2 separate regions of the Homo sapiens genome follow, and region 1 is linked to region 2. Evidence: chromatin loops called from intact Hi-C (ENCODE). Cell type or tissue: body of pancreas. All regions are shown on one strand. Each heading gives the region's core, and the rest is flanking DNA. Links, peaks and the distances in the headings are about the cores only. Region 1 has its middle 12 kb from the start of REG1B. Region 2 has its middle 22 kb from the start of REG3G.

Region 1 (8,339 bases), core at 117-8,116, 52 kb after region 2:
GGTGTCGGGGTTTTCCCACATAAAGGCAAAGAGGTTTTGGGAATTAGCGTGCAAAGGAATTGTGAAGAAAAGCATCCTTTAGGTTTAGAACAGAAAAATGGGTGGTATTGGAGGGAATTGTGGAAAGTGTATGGATTAGGAACTACTGAACATACTGGAAGTACAGCTTGGTTAATGAGCCTGAGGTCCTGGACTAAGCGATAAGTTCCAGCTAGCTTTTTGACAGGTAGAATTGGTGTGTTAAAAGGGGAGTTTGTTGGGCGGAGTAGGTGACTGGCAAGAAGGCAAGAAATGATAGGCTTTAGGCTCATGAGAGCTGCTTGGGGGATGGGATACTCCTTCTGTGATAGGAACTGGGTGGGCTCTTTAAGAGTAATGTGGACAGGGGTGTGGTGTTCTGCAACTGAGGGTGAGCAAGTATCCTAAACAGCAGGATTAACTACGGATGGGGGATAAGGAAAGGTTGTGTGTTTTAGGGTGGGAGGTTGAAGGAGTAGAAGAAAACTAGAAGTACTGGAGGGGTCTGGGTGGATGTGTTGGGTACTATGGGGAACGTGGAAGTGGAGAGTAGTGTGGAGTTTTGAAAGGACGTTTCGGCTGGGCACGGTGGCTCACACCAGTAATCCCAGCACTTTGGGAGGCCGAGGCGGGAGGATCACGAGGTCAGGAGATCGAGACCATCCTGGCTAACATGGTGAAACCCTGTCTCTACTAAAATTACAAAAAATTAGCTGGGCATGGTGGTGGGCGCCTGTAGTCCCAGCTACTCGGGAGGCTGAGGCAGGAGAATGGCATGAACCTGGGAGGCAGAGCTTGCAGTGAGCGGAGATCGCACCACTGCACTCCAGCCTGGGTGACAGAGTGAGACTCCGTCTTAAAAAAAAAAAAAAAAAAGCAAGAAAAAGAAAGGATATGTCTGCCTGGGAGCAGAGTTGGGCATGAAGGCAAGACTAACAAAGAGTGAGTGAAGGAAAAAGTGTGCAGGGAGTAGAAAAGTGGCAGGTGGCTCAGGGTTTGGAGATTTGTCCATCAATTCCCACAACAGAGATTTGGGAGGACTGGGTGGGTCCTGAAAAATTAGGTAAAGCAGAGTAGGTTGCCCCAATATTAATTTAAAAAAACATACTGGCCTACCTGCCACCATCAGGGTTACCCTTGGCTCTGATGAAGCAATGGTAGTTGCTGGGGCATCCGTTCCAGGGCACCGTCAGTCTTCAGCGGCAAGACCAATGAGATCTGAGTAGGAGGTTTTGGCCGGCTCAGGAAGGGATGGGGGTGGTCCTTGCAGGGGCCACTCACAGTCCAACTTCCAGTGGAGTCCTCTGCAGAGGAGGCATGGTCTGGTGGGCCTACCTGGATTTGGGCATTTTCTGGACCAGTGGCCTTTATTGCTGCACTTGAAACATGTGCCAGGTGGAGGTGGATTGCTTGGAGGCTTCCGTGTGGAGCTGCGGCCCTGGGGGCCTGCAGGGCCCCTGATGGCAGAGGCAAGCATTTGAGACTCTGCCTGTTTTTGCCTTTTACTTTCCTCATCACAACTGTTAAAGACTTTGAAGGCTAAATTAATAAGGTCTTGTCGTGGGGTTTGAGGGCCATCGTCAAGCTTCTGAAGCTTGTGCCTAATATCACGGGTGGATTGGGAAATGATCTGAAGGTTTAAAATAGTGGTTTCTTCTGGGCTGGCTGGGTTTATGTTGGTATATTTTCTCATGGCTTCAGTTAAACAAGAGAGAAAAAGGGCTGGGTTTTTGTCAGGACCTTGGGTGATTTCTGAAAGTTTTTCATAGTTTACCACTTTATGGGCACCCCTTTTGAGTCCTGCAAGGAGACACATAATTATGTGGTCTTGATGGCGCCATCCAGAGGCCCCATCTTAATAATCCCAGTGGGGGTCCTGGCTGGGGACTGCCTCTGTGCCAGTAGACAGGGCAGGAGCTTGGTGATGAATTGTATTAGCATGTGCCTGAGCTAGGGTCCAGATACGGTCCGGTCCTGGTCTTCTGGGGTGAGGGTGGAAGAGAGGATAAAGTAGAGGTCATGCCAGGTTAGTTTATAAGACTTGGTAAGGTACTGAAACTCTCTAATATAAAAGGTAGTGTCTTCTGGAAATGAACCGAGTCTTTTGTTAATTTGAGAGACATTAGTGAGGGAAAAGGGAACATGAACTCTAACAATACCTTCAGTTCCTGCCACTTCCCAAAGGGGGCATTCTAGCGCAGGCGCCGAAGTAAGGGTAGGGTATGGGCCAAAGATGGTGCCTGAACAAATATGGGTGGGAGAGAAGAAAGAAGCCAGAAGTGGTTCCTGCTCAGGGTTTGAAGGGGAAGGGGGGTTGAGTTGACAGGCAGTGGACGATAGATAGGGGCATAATGTGGTGGGATGGTTTTACAGGCTTCAGGAGAGCGGAGTGAAGAAGGAGAATTAGTACAGACAGTGCTAGAGTTGTCTTGAGGAGAGGATGTTGTAGGAAAAGAAGTGGGTACTTTTGGAGGTGATGCCAGCTGGGAAGATGGTGGCTGAGAAGACAACAAGGAGGTTTGGAGGGTTAAAGAAGACAGTTGAGAGGAAGAGGTACTGGCTGGGAGGGGTGAACAGCAGTCAGCTGGATAGAATGAGGAAAAAGAGAGAGGGTCGGGGGAGAAAGGTGATCAGGGCGGCAAGAATGGAGGGGAAGGATTTGAACAGGTAAGCAAGGATTGCAGAGGTCGGGTAGTGATCTGAGTGCACAAAGGCCTGGACATAAGGAATTTTTCCCCATTTTTCCAGTCGTCGGCAATAATTGCTCAAGTCAGTTAAAACTGTAAAGTCAAATGTTCTATTTGCGGGCCATTTGGATCCGTTATTTAATTTGTACTGTGGCCAGGCTGTATTGCAAAAAGAAAGACAACGCGCTTAGGGCGGATATCTTGCCTGAGGCCTAAGGTTTGCAGGTTTTTTATGAGGCAGCCTAGAGGGCTGTTTTTTGGAATGGAGGATGGGGAGTTTTCCATAAAGGAGGGTAGGCTGGGGAGAACAGGGAAAAAGGAGACCGTCCTGGACAGCCAGAGGGAGATGATAAAAGGAGCAATTGTCACCGCTGCCTTTTTTGTTCCCGAAACAGGATCAAATGGCTAAGAGGCATCCACTTAAGACCAGATGATCAGCGAGTGCCTGACACGTGCTGGAGCCTTCTTGGACCAATGTTGGATTTTTGGACCAGAGAAACAAAAACAGGCTGTGCAGATTTTTCCCTGTTAACGGGGCTCCCAAGGAAACTCAGCAGTAGGCAAGATCAGCGACTGATGTGCATGCATAGAGAAGTGACTGGAGACCAAGGAGCTTCCTTTGTCCAGCTGCTGTGGCCTGCTTTCTGGGGTGGAGGGGTAGGTCCATGGAGGATGCAGACCTGAGCCCCTCCTGGGTTTCAGCACCAGATATAAGGTTTTTATATCACTTCAAACCCCGAGAGCGCACCAACAGCTAACAGGAGGCAGTGTGGAGCAACATGCTGTTTTAATGAGCACCTGGGTGCAGGATGGCTGAGGCCTAAAATGGCGTCAGCCCCAAGTGAGGAAGGGGCAAAGGTTTTATAGCCTCCTGTAAACAGGAAGTGTCCTAGTCTGACGTAACTGCTACGTTGGACCCAGATGGCCTGTTTCTCGATCTTAAGGGGTACATGTCTTCCAGCTGGCTCACTTCCTGCTTCTGCTATCCTGCTGGCACACGCTGCTGGCACAAGTAGCCTTGCACCTTGGGACTGGGCCTGAGAAGGGAAGAATTATTTATCTCCTTAAGCTTTCAGGCCCCAGAGAGAATCTTACACTCATGGCCTAATTGCCACTTAAAGGTGACATCTCTTAACACTGTTACAGTGGGACTTAAATTTCAACATGAATTTTTGAAGGGACAAACATTCAAATTACAGCATTCTGCCTCTGTCACCCCCAAAACTTATGTACTTCTCACATATAAAGTACTTTCATTTTAACCCAATAGCTCCTGGTCTTAACTCATTCTAGCATAATCTTAAAAGTCTGTGGTCTAGATTTTCATCTAAATATCATCAAAATTGGATATATGTAAGACTCAGGTTATGATTCATTCTGAGGAAAATTCCCCTCCAGCTGTGAAATCAAACAAATTATATGTTTCTAAAATATATGGTGGGACAGGCATAGGATAGACAATTCCATAACAAAAGAGCAACAGAAAATAAAAAGAATTAACAGGCTCCCACTAAGTCCAAACCCCCACCAAAAAAAAAAAAACAACAACAACAACATTAAATCCCGACATTTGAGAATTTTTTGTTTTGACTTCAAGTCCCACTATCAGCACAGACTGGGGCAGGGGTTAGGCCTCCATGGCTTTTCTGGGAGCAACCAATGCAGCAGCTCTCACAGGCTGGAATATTATCCCCAAAGTTCGCTGCAGCTGGGGCTTCCAACTGTTACTGGGAAGTGCAGGAATTTTTGATTAGTTTTAACTGGAGGAAGAATTCTGCCAAGCGATTGATTTAACCAAAAAAGAGAATGTATTGAAGGAAAATAGAGAACAGAGAGTTTATTTCCTCTTTTTGGCTTATATTTAGCATGCCTGTTTTAGGTATTCTCTGGGGTGTAAAATTTTTCAAACCTCCCTTTTGTCATGAGTTCTTCCCTCCTGCTTATGTTTAGCTATTTGCCTAGCAACCCCCCAACTAATGTTTCATTAGGAATTGTCCTAGTGGGTAATCTCTGTGGTGGCCTTGCACCTGTGTCAGTTCTCTCTTTGAGCCCTGAGGCTCCCTGACACATTTTTTGAAATCTAGCTCCTACAGTCAGCAATCCTGGAGAATTAACATGCTATGGACACCATCAAAACTTGTGCCCTGTGCCTTCTGGAGTGATGGCCAGCACCACATCTGGGCTTCGTTAAGCCATTTCTGAGATGGCTTAAAAGAGCTGCTTAGGAATGCAGGAATCAGAGATTTGAGGAAGCCCTGAGTAGTGAGTAACAAGGTCCCAAGGGCTCTCAAGAGTCCTCTTTTGATCTAATTCTGTTCTCCAGGCATTGGCATTCTGTCTGGGTTTGTGATGGGAGCTAATCTCCTTATCAAAATTTGGCCACACCCTAGGTTTTTCTTTTTTGAATATGCCTTTTCTTTATTTAAAACACAGCCAGACTAAGAATTTTCCAAATCTTTACTTTCTACTTCCTTTTCAATGTACATTTCATATTTAATTTTTTCCCCTTTTCTCAAGTTTTACTATTGACAGTTTAAAAAAGTCATGCAGCATCCTTAACAATTTGCTACTTAGATATTTCTTCCACCAGATATCCTAACTTGTGGTTCTTAAATTCTGCCTTTCGTAAAATGTTGGGACACAAAGACAATTCAGCCATGTTTGTTGCCTCTTGGTAAAAAGGATAACCCTCGGGTCATTGTGCAATACCATGTTCTACAATTCCATCTGGGATCTCATCAGAATTACCTCTACCATTCATATTGCTATTATTCACTTGAAAACCACTTAAGTAATCTCACTGCTGATTTAGGTTTAGCCTATAGCTCTCCTCTTCTTGAGCCCTCACCAGCATAGCCCTTAACACTCTGTTAATAGCAATCTAGGCTTTTTTCTAGCCTGATCCTCTAAACTCTTCTGCCCTCTGCCCATTACTCAGTTCCAAATCTGACACACATTTTTAGGTGTTTTTTATAGTAACAACCCCACTTCTGGTACAAATTTCTATCTTAGTCCATTTTCTACAACTAGAAGAAAACACTTGAGACTGGATAATTTATAATAAACAGAAATTTATTTTCTGACAGTTCCAGAGACTTAAAAGTTCATTATCAAGAAGCTGGAATCTTTCAAGGGCCTTCCTGCTGTTTCATGACATGGCAAAAGGCTGAAGGGCAAAGAAGCAAAAGGGAATGAAACTAGCCATTTTATAATGGTATTAACTTCACCTATGAGAACAGAGCCTTCATGGCTCAATCACTTCTTAAAGGTCCATGTAAAAATGATTACAATGTTCAATTAAATGTCGACATGAGTTTAGAGAAGATAAACTTGATAATTTTTCCTTGATTTTCTTACTATCTTCATTCTTCTGAAACCTGGTTAATATTCATCTCCTCAATTGGCATAATGACATTTGTTTAAAGGTTATATGGTTATCTGTCTTACACTTTTTGTCATTTCATAGCCAGAAATACGTTATCGGTTTAATTTAGATTTGTGAATTTACCTTGCCTTGGAGACATGTCGTTGATCCTCTGAGGAAAGGATCCTTTCACTTGAGAGAAAATCCAGTTTGGGTTTCCAAATTCCACTTCTATTCCTCAGCCTCATATGTTACAGCAATTTATATTCTGCTAGTTTTGTGCCTTCTGTATTTAAAAAGGAGAATGTTGGCCAGGCACGGTGGCTTATGCCTGTAATCCCAGCACTTTGGGAGGCAGAGGCGGGCAGATCACGAGGTCAGGAGATCGAGACCATCCTGGTTAACATGGTGAGACCCCGTCTCTACTAAAAATACAAAAAATTAGCCGGTTGTGGTGGTGGGCACCTGTAGTCCCATCTACTCGGGAGGCTGAGGCAGGAGAATGGCCTGAACCCAGGAGGCGGAGCTTGCAGTGAGCTGAGATAGCACCCCTACACTCCAGCCGGGGCGACAGAGTGAGACTCCGTCTCAAAAAAAAAATGTATGTAATAATAATAATAGTAATAAAATGTTCTTTATTGTGATACATTGACACATCATGTAAATTCTTGCTTATGTCATTAGTGAGGAAGAGGTGATAGATACCAGGTTGGCATTCTTCTAGTTTTAGTTCATTTTGTGTGCTATAACAGAATGAAATAACTGAGATTGGGTAATTTTTAATGAGCACAAATTTATTTTTCTAATTTTTTGAGACGGGGAAGTCCAAGATCAAGTTGTCAGATATTGATGAGATAATTTTTGCTACATTGTTGCATATACACAGAATAAAAAGAAAAATCTATCACAGTATTTGCCTGGAGAATTTATAACTTTTTAAATAAAACTAATAATATTAAACAAAGATGACAAACGTTGACATTATTTATTCTACTTGGCAGGTTCATAGGTGTTTGTTATGTTAATCCAACTTATTTCTGCATTTAGTAAAAATATTTATGCTATCTTACAAGCTTATAGCCAGGTTAAGATATCTTTTTTCTTATAAATAAGAAAGTCAATCATATTCTTCAGACTTCATAAAAGATACAGTAGGTAGGAGTCCAGTATACTTGGTACCATAATAAGTGTATCTTGCAAAAAAAATGAACAAGTAATTAATAGTTTAAAATTAAAAAAATTCTTTGTGGCATAATTTTTTTAAATATGAGAGTTCTTATTTACTTCAAGAAGACTTAAAGCAAGCAAAAACATTCCAGATATAAAAGATCTAATACTTTAAAATACATAATGAAATACACTGTAACTGGCATGATATAAAACAGAGAGAGATTCAGTTCAATACTGTATCAACAATTGACACAGTATTCCCATAAAAATCTTTATTGCTACCAGTATCTGGAAACACATTGAGATGTTATTAACTTTATTGCTTGCACATGTGACTGGCCAAATTCCGCGTGCAAGCTAATAAAACTGATACCTTTACCTGGCAGCTACTTTGTTCCAAAGTGATGCCTTTTGCATATAAACTGTATTTCCTATCTGTTCAAGGTTTATCTCATTGTCCTCCAGAAAACAAGGCCCTTCCTGTGACATAGTTTTACAAGATTCCAAGAAGCTCATTTCAGGTCTTTCCCATCATATTCCCTCCAGCAGTCTTCTTGTATATGGAAAGCAGTCTCCTGGAAATCTAGTGTTAATATGTCCTTAAGTGGGGAAACTTTCTGATAAGCCTCCAATAACGCCAAGAAAATTCCAAGGCTATGGCTGATTCTAGGTGCTGTTTGCCATTTTCCAAGAGGTATTCTCTGCTTTCCACCTTTGGAATTGAGATTTTAGACATATGAGAGAGAGATAATCTCCCACTTGTTTAAATCCTTGGCAGGCATGTAAATAATAGCCTGTCTGCAAACTTTAGACTGGAAAAGAAAGGAGCTGAACAAATAACAAATGCAGCAAGGACATTCCATGGTCTGCTGTGTTCTGCAGGTGTAAGGAAACCTACTTATAAGTTAGCCTATTCTGCTTCACAAGAAACCTCTGATTTTTAAACATTAATTTTTGTCACATGCTGTCTATGCCAGGCACAATTCTAAATGCTTGCCTAATTAGAAACCATTTAATCCCCATGAAAACCTAATAATGTAGGTGCTGCTACGAACCATATTTGACACATAAAAAAAATGAAGGCAAGAGAAAGGCTAGGT
Region 2 (8,339 bases), core at 19-8,018:
AAGATCATACCACCACACTCCAGCCTTGGTGACAGAGCCAGACACTGTCTCAAAAGAAAAACAAAATCAATTGACTCTATTTTGTAGGTCTGTGACTAGCCTTGTTTGTTCTGTTCATTGAGCTACATGTCTATCCTTTCATCAGTACCATACTGCCTTACTTACAGTAGCTTTATAAGAAGCTTTGAAATTGGGTAATATGTTTTGCCAAATTTGTTACTTTGTTCTTGTTTTCCAAAATTGTTTTGGCTATTTCAGCTCATTTGATTTTGATATAAATTTTCAAATCAAAAGTTTACTGGGATTTTTAAAAGGATAACATTGAATCTATAAATCAAATTTAGGAGAGAAGTGGCAAAGCGAGATGGTGGAATAGAAGGTTCCACTGATTGTCCTCCCTGCAAGGACACCAATTTAATAACTATCTACATGAAAAAATCACCTTCATAAGAACCAAAAACTAACTGAGTACTCACAGTATCTGGTTTTAACTTTATATTGTTAAAAGAGGCACTGAAGAGGTAGAAAAAAGTCTTGAATTACCAACACCAAACTTCCCAAGCTTCCCCCATCCCCCACCCCAACAGCAGTGGTGGGGTGCAGAGAGCATTTCTGTGCACTGGGGAAGGCAGCACAGCAATTGAGACATTGGACTCAGTGCTGATGTGTTACAGCAGAAAGGAAAACCAGACCAAACTCTGCTGATGCTCACCCATGGAGGGAGCATTTAAACCAGTCCTAGCCAGAGGGGAATCACAGATCCCACAGGAGGGAACTTGAGTTCCCATAAACCTCATCACCGAGGGCGGAAGTGCTCTTGGGCTCTAAATAAACGCAAAAGACAGTCTAGGCCACAAGGACTGCAACTCCTAAGACAGTCCCAATGCTAAACTAACCCCAGAGACAATGGACTGGGGAGCACATGACCTACTGAAACAACAGCAAGGATGGCTAAGAGAGTACTGGCATCGGTCCTCCCCTAACCCCAGGCTGCAGAACTTGCAGGTCCAAAGAGACCCCTTCCTTCTGCTTGAGGAGAAGAGAGGGAAGAGTGGGGAGGACTTGGTCTTGCATCTTGGATACCAGCTCAGCCACAGCAGGATAGAGAATGGGTCAGAGTCATGAGGCCCCCTTTCCAGGCCCTAGTTCAAGGAGGACATTTCTAGACACACCCTGGGTCAAAAGGGAACCTGCTGCCTTGAAGGGAATTACTCAGTCCAGGCAGAATTCATCATCTGCTAACTGAACAGCCCTTGGGCCCTGAATAAACAGTAGTGATAACCAGGTACTACATCCAGGGCCTTGGGTGAGCCTCTGAGACTTGCTGGCTTCAGGTGAGACTCAGCACATAATCAGCTGCAGCAGCTACATGACAAGACTCCTTCTGCTTGAGAAAAGCAGAGGGAAAAGTAAAAGGGACTTCGTCTTGCACCATATGTACAAGCTTGGCCACAAAGCAGTAGCACACCAAGCAGATTCTTGGGATCCCTGATTCCAGAACTTGGCTCTTGGATTGCATTTCTTGACCCCCCTGGGCCAGAGGGGAGTGCACTGCTCTGAAGACAGATTCCTAGGCCAGACAGAATTCACCACAAGTTGACTTAAGAGCCCTTGGGCCTTAAGAGAATATCAGGTAGAACACTCCTATGGGCCAGTGGTGGTGGTGGCCATGGGGTAAGGCTCCTCTGTTTTTGGAAATGGGAGGAAATGGTGAGAAGGACAGCATCTTCTGGTTTAAGTGCCAGCTCAGGCACAGTACAGTAAAACACTAGGTAGACTTCTAAGGTTTCTAACTCTAGTCCCTGGTTACTGGAAAGCATATCTGGACCTGCCTGGGATCTGGGGGAGCTCACCATCCTGAAGTGAAGGACACAGTCCTGGCTGGTTTTGCCACCTGCTTATTGTAGAGCCCCAGAGCCTTGAGTGAACATAGGCAGTGATCACAGCAGGTCTTGCGTGAGACCCAATGTTGTGCTGGCTTCAGGTCTGACCCAGCACAATCATAGTGGTAGTGGCTACAGGGGTGCTTGTGTCACTCCACCCTCAGTTTCACGTGACTCAGAAAGAGAGAGACTCTGTTTGCTTGGGCGAAAGTAAGGAAAAAGAACAAGAGCTGCTACCTGGTAATACAGAGAATTCTTCCAGATCCTGTCCAAGAACATCAAGGCAGTACCTCTATGAGTATGCAAGAACCACAGTATTACTGGGCTTGGGTGCCTCCTAAAGCAGATACGGCTTAGATTACAACATCCAACTCCTTTTGAATAACTGGAAACCTTTCCTAAGAAGAACAGGTAAAAATAAGCCCAGACTTCCAAGGCTATAATAAATACCTATCTCTTCAATGCTTGGACACAGAAGAACATCTACAGGTATCAAGACAATCCAGGAAACTTTACAGTGGAAACATTACATGCCAACAGAGAGTGGCATGGCATATTTAAAGTGTTGAAGGAAAAAAAAAACAGGAAAACTTTTATCCTAGAATAGTATATCCGTTTAAAATATTCTTCAAAAATGAAGGAGAAATATTTAACCAGTTAACAAAAGCTGAGGGATTTCATCAACACTAGACCTTTTCTGCAAGAAATGTTAGAGGGAGTATTTTAATCAGAAAGAGAAGGATGTTGATGAGCAATAAGTAATCACCTGAAGGTGCAAAACCCACTGATAATAGTAAGCACACAGAAAAACACAGAGTATTATAATACCATAACTGTGGTGTGTAAACTACTCTTATTCTTTGTAGAAAGATTAAATGATGAACCAATTAAAAATAATAGCTACAACAACTTTTCAAGACACAGAAAGTACAATAAGGTAAAAATAGAAACAAAATGTTAAAAAGGGGTGGGGGGACAAAGGTAAGGCATAGAGTCTTTATTAATTTTCTTTTTGTTTCTTTGTTTATGCAAACAGTGTTAAGTTGTTATTAGCTTAAAATAATGGATTATAAGATAGTATTTGCAAGGCTCATGTTAACTTCAAACCAAAAAACATACGATGGATACACACACACAAAAAAAGAAAGAAATGAAATTGCATCACCAGAGAAAATCACCTTCACTAAAAAGAAGACAGGAAGGAAATAAAGGAGGAAGAGAAGACCACAAAATAACCAGAAAACAGATAACAAAATGAAGAGTGAGTCCTTACTTATCAATAATAACATTGGATATAAATAGACTTAATTCTACAATCAAAAGACATAGAGTGATGAAATGGATAAAATAAAAAGGCCCATTGATCTGTTGTCTAAAAAACACACTTCACCTATAAAGACACACATAGATTGAAAATAAAGGCATTAAAGGCATGGAAAAAAGATATTCCATATTGATGGAAACCTAAAAAGAGCAAGAGTAGCTATACTTGCATCAGACCAAATAGATTTCAAGACAAAAACTATGGGAAGAGACAAAGAATGCCACTGTATAATGATAAGTCAATTCAACAAGAGAATATAGCAATTTTAAATATATATCCACCCAACACTGGGGCACCCAGATATATAAAGAAAATTGCCCTGATACTAAAACCAGACAAAGACACATCAAAAAACAAACAAACAAAAAACCCCAAGGCAATATCTCTGAAGAATATTGATGCAAAAATTCTCAACAAAATACCGCCAAGTCAAATTCACATTGGATTTAAAAGATTACTTATTATGACCAAGTAGGATTTATTCCTAGATCCAAGAATGGTTTAACATATGCAAATCAATCAATGTGATACTTCATATCAACCGAATGAAGGATAAAAACCATAGAATTATTTCAATTGATGCTGAAAAAGCTTTTGATAAAATTCAACATTCTTTTATGATAAAAAGACTCAAACCACTAGGGATAGAAGGAACATACCTCAAAATAACAAAAGCCATTATGACAGATCCACAGCTAGTGTCATACTAAACAGGGAAAAACTGAAAGCCTTTCCTCTAAGATCTGGAACACGGCAAAGATCCACTGTGAATAGCAGTCAGTACTGTTGTTCAACACAGTACTGGAAGTCCTAGCTAGAGCAGCCAGACAAGCAAAAACACTAAAGTGCATCCAATTTGAAATTCAAGAAGTCAAATTATCCTGGTTTGCAGATGATATGATAATATATTTTGAAAAACCTAAAGAATCCACAAAAAAATCCATTATGGAAAAACCTAAAGATTCCATTAAAAAAACTATTAGTACTGACAAACAAATTCAGTAAAGTTGCAAAATACAAAAACAACACACAAAAGTTAGCAGCATTTCTATATGTCAATAACAAACAATATGAAAAAGAAATCTAGAATTTAATCCCATTTACAATAGCCACAAATAATATTAAATACCTAGGAATTAGCCAAGGAAATGAAAGATTTCTATAAAAAAAACTATAAAACATTGATGAATGAAATTGAAGAGGTAATCAAAAATATAAAAAAATTATATGTTCATGGATTAGAAGACTCAATATTGTTAAAATGCTCATACTACCCAAAGTGATCTTCAGTTTCAATGCAATCCCTATCAATATCAAAATACTAACGACATTCTTCATAGAAACAGAAAATAAACCAATGCTAAAGCTTATATGGAATCACAAAAAAAGAATCAGAATAGCCAATGCTATTCTAAGCAAAAAGAACAAAATTGGAGGAATCACATTACCTGACTTCAAACTATATTACAGAGTTGCAGTAATCAACACAGCATGACACTGGCATAAAAACAGACATCAACCAATGGAACAGAATAGAGAACCCAGAAAGAAATATACACATCTGCCCTGAAATCCTTTTTGACAAAGGTGTTAAGAACATATGTCAGGGGAAAGATACTCTCTTCAATAAATGGTGCTGAGCAAACTGAGATATCCTTGTGCAGAAGAATGAAACTAGATGCCTATCTCTCACCATATATAAAAATCAAATAAAAATGCATTAAAGACTTAAATATAAGACCTCAAACCACAAAACTACTACAAGAACAAGAAACCATTGGAGAAAATCTCCAGGATATTGATCTGGGCAAAAATTTCTGGTTTTCCTTTTTTTTTTTTTTTTTTTGACACAGAGTCTCACTCTGTCTCCAAGGCTAGAGTGCAGTGGCTCAATCTCAGCTCACTGCAACTTCTGCCTCCCAGGTTCAAGCCATTTCACTGCCTTAGCCTCCTGAGTAGCTGGGACTACAGGAGCATGCCACCACGCCTGATTAATTTTTGTATTTTTAGTAAAGATAGGGTTTCACCATGGTGGCCAGGCTGGTCACGAACTCCTGACCTTAAGTGATCAGCCCACCTTGGCCTCTCAAAGTGCTGGGATTAGAGGCTGGGCAAAAATTTGTTGGGTAATATTTCAGAAGCACAGACAACCAAAAGAAAAATGAGCAAATGGGATCACATCGAGTTAAAAAGCTTCTGCACAGCAAAGGAAACAATCTACAAAGTGAAGAGACAATCTACAGAATGGAAAGAAATATTTGCAAACTACCCATCTGACAAGAGATTAATAACCAGAATATATAAGGAACTCAAACAACTCTATAGAAAAAAAAGTAATGATCTGATCCAAAAAGTGAGCAAAATATATGAATAGATATCCCACTGCTGGGCATATACCCAAAAGAAAGGAAATCAATATATTGAAGAGATATCTGTACTCCCAAGTTTGTTTCAGCACTATTCACAATAGCCAAAATTTGGAAGCAACCTAAGTGTCCATCAACAAAATAATAAAGAAAATATGGTACATATACACAATGGAGTACTATCCAGCCGTAAAAATGAATGTGATTCTGTCATTTGCAACAACGTGGATGGAGCGCCACCTCATTATGCTATGTGAACAAAACATGCACAGAAAGACATACATCGTATGTTCTCACTTATTTTTGGGATCTAAAAACAGAAACAATTGAACATATGGATAGAGGTAGTAGAAGGATGGTTATCAGAGGCTGGGAAGTGTAGTGGAGTGGGGAGATGGTTAATGGCTACAAAAATAATACTCAGAAAGAATGAATGACACCTACTATTTGATAACACAACAGGGTGACTATAGTCAGTAATAATTTAATTGTACATTTTAAAATAATTAAGAGTATAATTAGATTGTAACGCAAAGGATAAAGGTTTCAGGGGATAGATACCCCATTCTCCATGATGTGATTATTTCACATTGTCTGCCAGTATCAAAACATCTCAAGTGCCTCATAAATATATACACCTACTATGTACCTATAAAAATTTAAAAATGCAAATTTAGGAGAATCCAAATTTTTATGAGATAACAAAATTGAGAGAACTCGAGATAGAATGCAAACTAAAACAAATGAATCTAACTCTTTTACAAAGAATCATGTAACCATACTATGGTTACATGTATGTGGTGGAGAAAATGAGCTGACTTAAGTTGGATAACAGTATTTTGAGTAGATACTTATAAAGACTAAAGACAAAAAATAATTTTATGTAAACATTGTATCATAGTTTGTAAATTTGCTTCTCACAGTGCTATAGAATAACAATTTAAAACTACTTTATATGTATAGAAGTGTTGGATCAATAAGTAAATATGTTGTAAATAATGAGAACCATGTTTCTCTCTGTGAAGAAAAAAGTTACAAATAAGGAAAGGTGGAACTCCATTATTCTGGATTGCAGTTGGATTGCCAGAGAAAGAGATAGAAATAAAAATTGGTATGTCTGTATGCATGAATTTATTTCCTATATCTGTCCCCTATAAGCAGGGATGTCCCAAGAGCAATGAGCATACCTAGAAGAAGGATCTTGATTTTTAGAAATAATTTTCCAATAAAAGGAATCAGGGCCGTATAGAAAGGTGATTGATTTCACACTGGGTGAGAGAAAATACAAGATATAACTAAGGCATTGGCGATCCCATAATATAAAAACACACATAGAGATGATAGACAGATAGATAGATAGATGATAGATAGATAGATAGATAGATAGATAGATAGATAGATAGATAGATAATAGATAGATATAGTATGATGGTTAATATTAGGGGTCAACTTGGTTGAAGGAAGCCTAGATAGCTGGTAAAGTATTGTTTCTGGGTGTGTCTGAGAGGATGTTGCCAGAAGAGATTAACATTTGAGTCAGTGGACTGGAAGAGGAAGATCCAACTCTCAATTTGGGTGGACACTATCCAATTGGCTACCAGCATGGCTAGAATAAAGCAGGTGGAAAAAGGTGCAATAAGCTGGCTTGCTGAGTCTTCTATCTTTCATCTTTCTCCCATGCTGGATGCTTCCTGCCCTTGAACATCAGACTCCAGGTTCTTCAGCCTTTGGATTCTTGGACTTATATATCAGTGACTTGCTGGGGGATCTTGGGCCTTTGGCCACAGACTGAAGGCTGCACTGTGGGATTCCCTACTTTTGAGGCTTTTGGACTCAGAATGAGCCACTACTTGCTTTCTTCCTCCAGCTTATTATGCAACTTTACCTTGTGAACATGCAAGTCAATATTCTCCTTAATAAACTCCCTTTCAGATATATAGTCTCCTATTAGGCCTGCCCCTCCGGAGAACCCTAAGATAGATAGATAGATAGATAGATAGATAGATAGATAGATAGATAGATAGAAAGAAAGAAAGAAGATAGATAGATAGATAGATAGATAGATAGATAGATAGATAGTGTCAGGCCTCTGAGCCCAAGCTAAGCCATCATGTCCCCTGTGACCTGCACGTTCACATCCAGATTTCCAGTTCCTGCCTTAACTGATGACATTCCACCACAAAAGAAGTGAAAATGGCCTGTTCCTGACTTAACTGATGACATTGTCTTGTGAAATTCCTTTTCCTGGCTCATCTTGGCTCAAAAGCTCTCCCACTGAGTACCTTGTGACCCCCAGTCCTGCCCGCCAGAGAACCCCCCTTTTTCCTTTACCTACCCAAATCCTATAAAATGGCCCCACCCCTATCTCCCTTTGCTGACTCTCTTTTCGGACTCAGCCCACCTGCACCCAGGTGAAATAAACAGCTTTATTGCTCACACAAAGCCTGTTTGGTGGTCTCTTCACACGGATGCACATGAAATTTGGTGCCATGACTCAGATTGGGGGACCTCCCTTTGGAGATCAATCCCCTGTCCTCCTGTTCTTTGCTCCGTGAAAAAGATCCACCTATGACCTCAGGTCCTCAGAACCACCAGCCCAAGAAACATCTCACCAATTTTAAATTGGGTAAGCGGCCTCTTCTTACTCTTTTCTCCAACCTCTCTCACTATCCCTGAACCACTTTCTCCTTTCCACTCTTCAATCTCTCCCTTCTCTTAATTTCAATTCCTTTCATTTTCTGGTAGAGACAAAGGAGACACGTTTTA

The links. A loop is a pair of places that touch in the nucleus more often than their neighbours do. Peaks named below come from ENCODE experiments on the same cell type or tissue, not always from the same donor. Only the 100,000 strongest peaks of a DNase experiment are listed, where the experiment ranks them.
Region 1: it touches region 2 in a loop (4-fold over the local background); 1 of 110 quality-filtered maps calls a loop at or near these places.

Annotation. Positions count from the first base shown.
Region 1 is chr2:79,095,834-79,104,172 of GRCh38, forward strand. No RefSeq gene overlaps it. Among named protein-coding and RNA genes, the nearest start is that of REG1B, 12 kb to the left of the region's middle. In body of pancreas, for the core only: no CTCF peak of the experiment used is centred there; a DNase peak (open chromatin) is centred at 3,678; H3K27ac peaks cover 3,992 bases.
Region 2 is chr2:79,043,748-79,052,086 of GRCh38, forward strand. No RefSeq gene overlaps it. Among named protein-coding and RNA genes, the nearest start is that of REG3G, 22 kb to the left of the region's middle. In body of pancreas, for the core only: no CTCF peak of the experiment used is centred there; no DNase peak of the experiment used is centred there.